Linked DNA regions of Homo sapiens: region 1 is linked to region 2. The links are chromatin loops, found by intact Hi-C in ENCODE. Cell type or tissue: GM12878. All regions are shown on one strand. Links, peaks and the distances in the headings refer to the core of each region. The heading gives the core; the rest is flanking DNA. Region 1 has its middle 53 kb from the start of VANGL2. Region 2 overlaps SLAMF6 (SLAM family member 6).

Region 1 (4,403 bases), core at 76-4,075, 66 kb before region 2:
TTTATGAGAAAGGGCGAAGAGCCACCCAGTCTGCCCCTGGGGTCACTTTGAAGCTTAAAACAATACGTCTTCTTTGAACCTGTTTCCTCCACTAGCAAATGAGGATATCAATAGCTACCTCACTTTATAAACTTGTTGGGAAGATCACATCAGATATTATACCTGTAAATAATAAAGTATCTTTTAAATGGAAACAACTGTATAGGCATTCACTAGGCATCCACTCTGCCACATCTTATTTGCATAGCTTCTTAAGGTTTCAAAGACCTTTCACACACATCTCACTTGACTCTTACAACCTACCTACTAAGGAGGCAAAAATGACAAGGAATAGTTGTGTTTGTCCAGGGGCACACAATCAGAATTTTAGAACAGATATTACCAGCTGTCTCGTTTACCTTTCCTAATCCTCATTGTACAAATTAAAAAGCTCAGGTTCAGAGAAGTTAGAAGACTTGGCCAGGATCACACACAAGTACACTATCAGGGAACATGCCTTCTTGCATCTACTCCAGTATTCCTCCCATGATACCATGTTGTCTCTAAAGAAGTTCTGGACTGTGAAATGCTTGAGGACTGGGATCATAAATCCAGCCTTGGTAATTTTGTTTCCAGATTGTAATTTTCCAGGCACCTAGCATATTTGCTATCCTTGCATTTCTTTCTTTCTTTCTTTCTTTTTTTTTTTGAGACAGAGTCTCGCTCTGTCGCCTAGGCTGGAGTGCAGTGGCCCGATCTCAGCTCACTGCAACCTCCGCCTCCCGGGTTCAAGCGATTCTCCTGCTTTGGCCTCCTGAGTAGCTGGGATTACGGGGGCATACCACCACACCCGGCTAATTTTTGTATTTTTAGTAGAGACGGGTTTTCACCATGTTGGCCAGGCTGGTCTCAAACTCCTGACCTCAGGTGATCCACCCGCCTCGGCCTCCCAAAGTGCTGGGATGACAGGCATTAGCCACCGCGTCCGGCCTGTCCTTGCATTTCTTGGTGGTTTACAGGATTATGACTTCTCCTTCTGTCTTTTCACTCACCCAATGTAATACACAAGGATCAATCATGCAAGTTATTATCAACTTAGTAAAAAGTGAGTAAATTTGCTGAATAAGATATGTTTTTTTGAGACAGCATCTCACTCTATCGCCCAGGGTGGAGTGCAGTGGTGTGATCTTGGCTGACTGCAACCTCTGCCTCCCAGGTTCAAGCGATTCTCATGCCTCAGCCTCCCGAGTAGCTGGGACTACAGGCATGCGCCACCATGCCTGGCTAATTTTTGTGTTTTTAGTAGAAATGGGGTTTCACCATGTTGGCCAGGCTGGTCTCGAACTCCTGACCTCAAGTTATCCACCCACCTCGGCCTCCCAAAGTGCTGGGATTACAGGCGTAAGCCACCATGCCGGGCCAGAATAAGATATTATATACCAAAATGTAAATAATCTTAGTTTTAGTGATTTTGGTCTACTTTACCGATAGGGCCTCTTGACACGGTTGATATCAAAGTGCTGCCTTGAACGGTTTTATGCGGTCCCTTGGACTTTCCCATTGATGTCTCCTAACTTTTTACTCTGTTGCTCTTTGTCCTTTACCCAGAACATGCTCCATAGCCATCCACCAGTGCCAGCCCATCTTTGAATGCTGTACTCAATTCCCTTGGCCTTTGCTTCTGCTTTAAAGCTGGCAGGCTTCTTTTACTTATATCAGCTTTCTGTTTGAACCTCAAATGCTCAAAAATAATTCCTTTTAAACATTTCCTGCCACCTTTCTTGGATACTAATGTAGTTCTCAGAGTGTATGGGGGATTACTCATATAAAGCCTCAGTGCTTCAAAGTGAGGAATAACTGTGTAATAAATAGATCTGGCCGAGGATGAAATGAGTGTTAAACAAGACAGTCGCTGATATCACCGGACGTTGTCTAGCTAGGCTGGGTAACTACCCATCAGACGTGTTACAGAGGCATTTAAACAGGTGATGGGAGTTTAAGGTGGCCTTAAGAGCTTTCCGACACTAAAAATGTCGTGATTCTGTGTTAGCAAATTTACTAGCAGATTGACTGCTCTTCTACTTTTATGAGTCTCCTAAACTGAAAATGGGCATGAGGGATCTTTTTGGGATGGTGAAATGTTCTAATATTAGACTGTGGTGATGGTTGTCCAACTGGATACATTTACTAAATATCGTTGAACTGAATACTTCACACCAATGATTTCATGGTATGGGAATTATGCCTCAATAAATCTGTTTTTAGAAAGTCTCTTAAGACTATAACTGCCATATTTTGAAAACAATGTATTTATTTTAAAACATACATTATATAGGTTTAAAGTGTATGCTAATAATTTATACACTTTTAAGAGGCTAGATATTCAAATAAGAAGTTAAATTTAATACCTGGAAAATTATCTAGAATATATTAAAATGATGCACACTTAAACATGGATGTAAATCACTACCAAAGCTGTTGCCCTATTTTAAAAAATTATTTAGTTAGTTTTAAATTTACATACAGTAAAACTTATTCTTTGTGGTATATAGTTTCATGGATTTTTGCAAATGCATATAGTCCTGTGACCACCCTCACAATCAAGATGCAGAACAGTTTCATCACCCTCAAAAATTCCCTTGTGCTACCAATTTGTAGTCATCCTCTCTCCCCACCTGCAACTCTGGCAACCACTGATGACTTCTCCGTCATTATAGTTTTGCCTTTTCAATGACATTATACAATATATACAGTTTGAAGAGAGATTTTCAAACTTAAAATTTATTCATTTTAATAGTTGAATTATGAAAATAATGGTTATTTTGGGGTTGGAGGGATTTCCCTGCTGGTAACTAGTCAGATGAAGAAGAGTGAGGTAGACGGAGGCAGTATAAGACTAGCCTGAATTCAGTCACACTTGTAGAATCACAGGTGGTTAGACTTGGAAGGGTTTTTGGAGTCATTTAGCTAACATCCCAATATGAAGAAACTGAGGTCCAGAGGGAAGAATGAGTCTCAAACTTGCGCAACTGTGTGGAGCTGGCCTAGCCCTCAATTTCCCAATAGTCAACTTCAGTATGCTTTCAACTACTATACGCCCTGATTCGTACTATCAGTTTTGCCTGACTCTGAGTTCTAGCACAAATTCTTCCCCTTTGAAATTCCTCTGCCACATCCCTGATTGCTGATGATCAAAACAATACTTGATATTTATCACTAGCACTGGAAAAAAGGACAATTTCTGAACTATCATCTCATTAAGTTATGATTCCTGACTCTTTGCATCATGAAACCATAACTCATTCACGACTCTTAACTCATCATTACTGGATGGGTGTTCATTCTGTTATAGGCAAAATGCCCAAGAGAAAATATACAATCCAGAATTAAGTCATTTTGAAAGGCAAGAACTGGAAAGACCATTAGAAATAACTTGAGGTGGTTTTTAGGCATCCTTAGGCATCTCCAAAGTTCCCACTGGGAGCACCTCAGGAGAGGGGTAAGGAAAAGGCTCAGTGGTAGCTGTGCCACCTCCTCTGATAAAACCATTTGTGATCACTTTCATTCTTCCTGAAAGGCTTCCTGTAACATTTCTTACAGCGCTGATATGCTTGTGGTGAATTCTTTCAGCTTCTGTATGTCTACAAAAGTCTTTATTTTACCTTTTTTTTTAAGGTTATTTTCACTGAGTATAGGATTTTATGTTGACAGGTGTGTGTGTGTGTGTGTGTGTTTCCCTCCTTGCTTTTAAGATGTTGCTCCAGTGTCTTCTGGCTTGCATTGAGAAGTCTCTTTTTTTTTTTTTTTCCCCCAAGACTGAGTTTCGCTCTTGTCGCCCAGGCTGGAGTGCAATGGCCTGATCTCAGCTCACTGCAACCTCCCCCTCCCAGGCTCAAGTGATTCTCCAGCCTAATCCTCCCTAGTAGCTGACATTACAAGTGCCCCCCACCATGCCCGGCTAATTTTTGTATTTTTAGTAGAGATGGAGTTTCGCCATGTTGGCCAGGCTGGCCTTGAACTCCTGACCTCAGGTGATCCACCCACCTTGGCCTTCCAAAGTGCTGGGATTACAGGCGTGAGCCACCGCGCCCAGCCAAGAAGTCTGCTTTCATTTTTACCTTTCTTCCTTTGTACATATTGTGTCTTTTTTCTCTGTCTGCTTTTAAATTTTTGTTTTTATTAATGGTTTTAAGTAATTTGATTATGATGTTCCTTGGCATACTTCTCTTAAATTTCTTATGATTGGGATTTAGTGAGCTTCTTGGTTATAAGAATTTATAGTTTCACCAAATTTGGAATATTCGGTGACTATTTCAATTTTTTCCTCCCTTCCTTCTACTTAAAAAATTAAAAGATATTTTAAATTGAAGCAGCCATGAAAGTACATGTCAGGCCTTTTATTTTGGGCAGTTGATTGGTGACTC
Region 2 (4,403 bases), core at 292-4,291:
GGAATCAACCAAAATGCCCATCAATGACAGACGAGATAAAGAAAATGTGGAACATATACACCATGGAATACTATGCAGCCATCAAAAGGAATGAGATCATGTCCTTTGCAGGAATGTGGATGAAGCTGGAAGCCATTATCCTCAGCAAACTCATACAAGAACAGAAAACCAAACACTGCATGTTCTCACTTGTAAGTGGGAGCTGAACAGTGAGAACACATGGACACAGGGAGGGAAACAACATGCACTGGGGCCTCTTGGGGAGTGGGGTTGGGGGAGGGAGAGCATTAAGAAAAATAGATAATGCATGCTGGGCTTAATACCTAGGTGATGCGTTGGTAGGTGCAGCAAACCACCAGGGCACAGGTTTACCTATGTAACAAACCTGCACATACTGCACATGTACCCAGAACTAAAAATAAAAATTAAAAGAAAGAAATGTATTAATTAGTTCCCCCAACAAATATTTTCTGAATATCTGTAACTATGAATTCCATTAAACTTACTCTTCAGGTGTTAAAAAAAAAAAGAAGACATTTATGTGGCCAAGAAACATGGAAAAAAGCTCAACATCACTGGTCATTAGAGAAATGCACATCAAAACCACAATGGGATACCATCTCACACAGGTCAGAATGGCAATTATTTAGAAGTCAAGAAAAAACAGATGCTGGCAAGGCTGTGGAGAAATAGAAACTCTTTTACACTGTTGGTGGGAATGTAAATTAGTTCAACTATTCTGGAAGACAATGCGGGGACTCCTCAAAGACCTAGAGGCAGAAAGACAATTTGACCCAGCAATCCCATTACTGGGTATATACCCAAAAGAATATAAATCATTGTTATAAAGATATGTGTATGTGCATGTTCATTGCACGTGTATCTTCATTGCAGCACTATTCATAATAGCAAAGACATGAAATCAACCCAAATGCCCATCAATGATAGACCGGATAAAGAAAATGTGGTACGTATACACCACGGAATACTATGCAGCCATAAAAAGGAATGAAATCATGTCCTTTGCAGGGACATGGATGAAGCCAGAAGCCATTATTCTCAGCAAACTAATGCAGGAACAGAAAGCCAAACACCGCATGTTCTTTAAGTGGGAGCTGAACAATGAGAACACATGGACACAAGAAGGGGAATGACACACACTGGGGCCTGTCGGGGGTGGGGCAGGGGGGAGAGAGAGCATCAGGAAAAATAGCTAATGTATGCAGGGCTTAATACTTAGGTGAGGTTGATAGGTGCAGCAAACCACCAGGGCACATGTTTACCTATGTAACAAACTTGCATATCCTGCACGTGTATCCTGGAACTTAAAATAAAATGATAAAAAAGAAAAAAGATAAAAATAGGTAAATTGTGCTTCATCAAAATTAAAGACTTTTGTGCATCAAAGAACATTATTAAGAAAGTGAAAAGACAACCTACAGAATGGGAGAAAATATTTTCAGGTCATGTATTAAAGGTCTGGTTCCAAGAATGTATAAACAACTCTTATAACTCAATAGCAAAAAGACAAATAATTCAACTAAAATGGGCAAAGGACTTGAATAGACATTTCTCCAAAGAGGATATACAAATGGCCAATAAACACTTAAAAAGATACTCAAAATCATTTGTCATTGGGAAAATGTAAATCAAAACCACAATAATATACCACTTCACACCTATTAGGATGGTGATAATAATCTTTTTAAAAAGGAAAAAAACAAGTGTTGATGAGGATGTGGAGAAATTATAACTCTTGTACACAGCTAGTGGAAATGTAAAATGGTACAGCCATTGTGGAAAACAGTTTGGCAATTTCCCAAAAAGTTAAGCATAGAATTATATGATCTGACAAATCCATTCCTAGGTATATACCCAGATAAAAACAGGTAGTCAAATACTTGTACACATAGCAGCACTATTCGCAAGAGCCAAAAGGCAAAAACAACCCAGGTGTCCACTGATAGATAAATGGATAAATAAAATGTAGTATATACAGAATACAAAATACTATTCAGCCAAAAAGGAATGAAGTACTGATACATGGTTCAGCATAGGTGAACCTGGAAAACATGATGCTAAGTGAAAGAAGTCAGACACGAAAGGTCATATATTGTGTGATTTCATTTATATGAAATTATCCAGAATAGGTAAACCCACAGAGACAGAAAGCAGATCGGTATTTGCCAGGGGCTGGGGGGGAGGGGAGAATGGGAAATGACTGCTTAGTGGGTACAGGGTTTCCTTTTGGGGTGATGAAAATGTTTTAGAATAATAGAAGTGGTGGTTTCACAAAATGTACAAAATGTCACTTTAAAATTATTACATCCTGTTACAAGAATTTCACCTTAATAAAAAATGTCTGAGTGTGAACAGAGAAACAATCAAAGCTGAATCTGGGTTAAGGGACCAAAAACAGAGGCATGAACACCTGGAGGTCACATTGGAGATTGCAGATTCTGAGAGGTGGAAAAACACGTGTCTGAGGATAATGAAAAAATATAAAACAGCTCTCTGCCTGTTGAGCACAATAAACATTTGAAAGATGTGGACGGTTGGTAAAAAGTAGATAACACTGCTCGGGGGCCATCAGGTCACAATCTCTTCACAGAAGAGCATTGCACATTTTGACTCAACCTCAGAATCAGCCCTCATGTGTTTGCTTTACTTACATTTCCAACCACTGCTCTCTCCTGGACCTCAGAATACCTATATCTGCTTCCTGCAAACACACTCAAAGTTAGTTTCTATTTCTTCCTCCCTACAATCCCAGTATGACTGAAGTCCATTGGAATTTAGAACCTTGCTGCTTAGTGTGGTCCATGGACAGGCAGCATTGGTGTCACCTGGGAGCCTCTTAGAAATGCAGAATCTCAGTCCCTATTCCCCAATCAGCATTTTAATAAGATTCCCCCAAGTAATTTATATGCACATTTAAGTTTGACAAATTTCCAACTTTCCATCTATAAAAATCAAAATGAAGAAACAAACGAGATTTATTTTCTCTAGGAAGTCATGATGCTTGATTTTATTTACAATTATTGTTTTGTTCTGTTAGTTTTGCCACCCAGGGCTTGAGTTAAAGGAAATGGGATTATTTTTCAATATGGTTTGTCTTTTCCACTAAATTTTCTAAAAGGAGTCAGGATAGTGCCCAACCCACTTCAAAGAATGTAGGCTGGCATGAGTCATTGTTTTTCATGGTTGTTTCAAAGATTAATTTCATTTGCCCCACATTTTTGCAACAGTGGTCTTCTTTCCCTTCCTAAATCACTCCAGGCTCTTTCCTGCATCACGGCTTTTCACACATGATTCCCTCTGCCCTAAAATCTTCTTCATTTGACTTTTCCTGTTTAACTTTTCACACCCTTTAAATATCAGATGAGATGTTACTTTTCCAGGAAGTCCTTTCTTCATCACTCCGTCCAAAGCAGGTCCCCGTGTTTTTCTCTATGAAGGTGCCCTGCTTATTTTTTTTGCTGGCCTCACATTTTCTAATTATGTACACATTTGTGTGAATGTATGACTGTGTGTAAGCTAAGTAGCATAGTGAAGTGGCTATGAGCACAGACTCCGGAGCCAAGCTTCCTGATTTCCAATTCTAGCAGCCACTTCTCTCCTCCTGGGTCTCAGAACACCTGCATCTGCCTCCTGTAAACTCATTCAAATGTGTTTCTCTTTCTATACCCATTTCCCCCATAAATGTGGGGCAGTGAGCAAGTTACTTTAGTGTTCTGTGCCTTCTTTCCCCATCTGTGAAGTGGAGATTGGAGCACTGTATATTTCATAGGGTCATTATAAGAAGTATTCATGGAAATAGGGAGAAGAAGAGGAGTTTTAACACAAGGACATTCAGAATATTTTATTCTAGAGGTGGAAATAATTTTGCAGGGTGGTAAAAATGAAGCAAAAACTCAAGATTCTGCTCCTAGATCAGGAAGTGGCTCTTGAATGAAGGAAAGAATTCTCTCTCTTTCTGCATTTTATATATATTTCCCAAAGTTCTGTTCTCATTCCAGTTTTCTCCTCAGCTTAACATATCTCTATGCCATTGATTTTTAAGTCTCTAGCCTCAGCTCTACCCCTAGTCCTAAGTTCCCAGGATCCTCCACGTAACTTCCTCATGTATAGCACACTGACATCCTAAAATCAGTAGGTCCAAAATTGAACTCACCTTCCTCCTGTGGCTGCTCTCCACCTTCCAATTTTGTCACTTTCTTTGGCTATCCTGTCTGAAATTTCACTGCCGTCTTTACCATATTTCATCTCTCCCTTTCCTTCTTGATTTATTTCTTCCTACCCAATACACTATTTTACTTGTTTATCTTTTTTTACAGTTTGTCTCCTGCTAAAATGTTAACTCCATGAGGGCAGGAATTTTTGCTTGCTTTGTTCATGATGTA

What was found. Peaks named below come from ENCODE experiments on the same cell type or tissue, not always from the same donor. Only the 100,000 strongest peaks of a DNase experiment are listed, where the experiment ranks them.
Region 1: it touches region 2 in a loop (2.2-fold over the local background); 5 of 110 quality-filtered maps call a loop at or near these places.

What each region holds. Positions count from the first base shown.
Region 1 is chr1:160,451,782-160,456,184 of GRCh38, forward strand. No RefSeq gene overlaps it. Among named protein-coding and RNA genes, the nearest start is that of VANGL2, 53 kb to the left of the region's middle. RefSeq lists an enhancer at 1,612-1,661. In GM12878, for the core only: no CTCF peak of the experiment used is centred there; DNase peaks (open chromatin) are centred at 230, 1,830 and 2,664; H3K4me3 peaks cover 462 bases; H3K27ac peaks cover 3,488 bases.
Region 2 is chr1:160,517,593-160,521,995 of GRCh38, forward strand. The region is part of intron 1 of SLAMF6 (SLAM family member 6); the gene reads right to left. Among named protein-coding and RNA genes, the nearest start is that of SLAMF6, 3.5 kb to the right of the region's middle. In GM12878, for the core only: no CTCF peak of the experiment used is centred there; DNase peaks (open chromatin) are centred at 2,579 and 3,588; H3K4me3 peaks cover 2,940 bases; H3K27ac peaks cover 2,956 bases.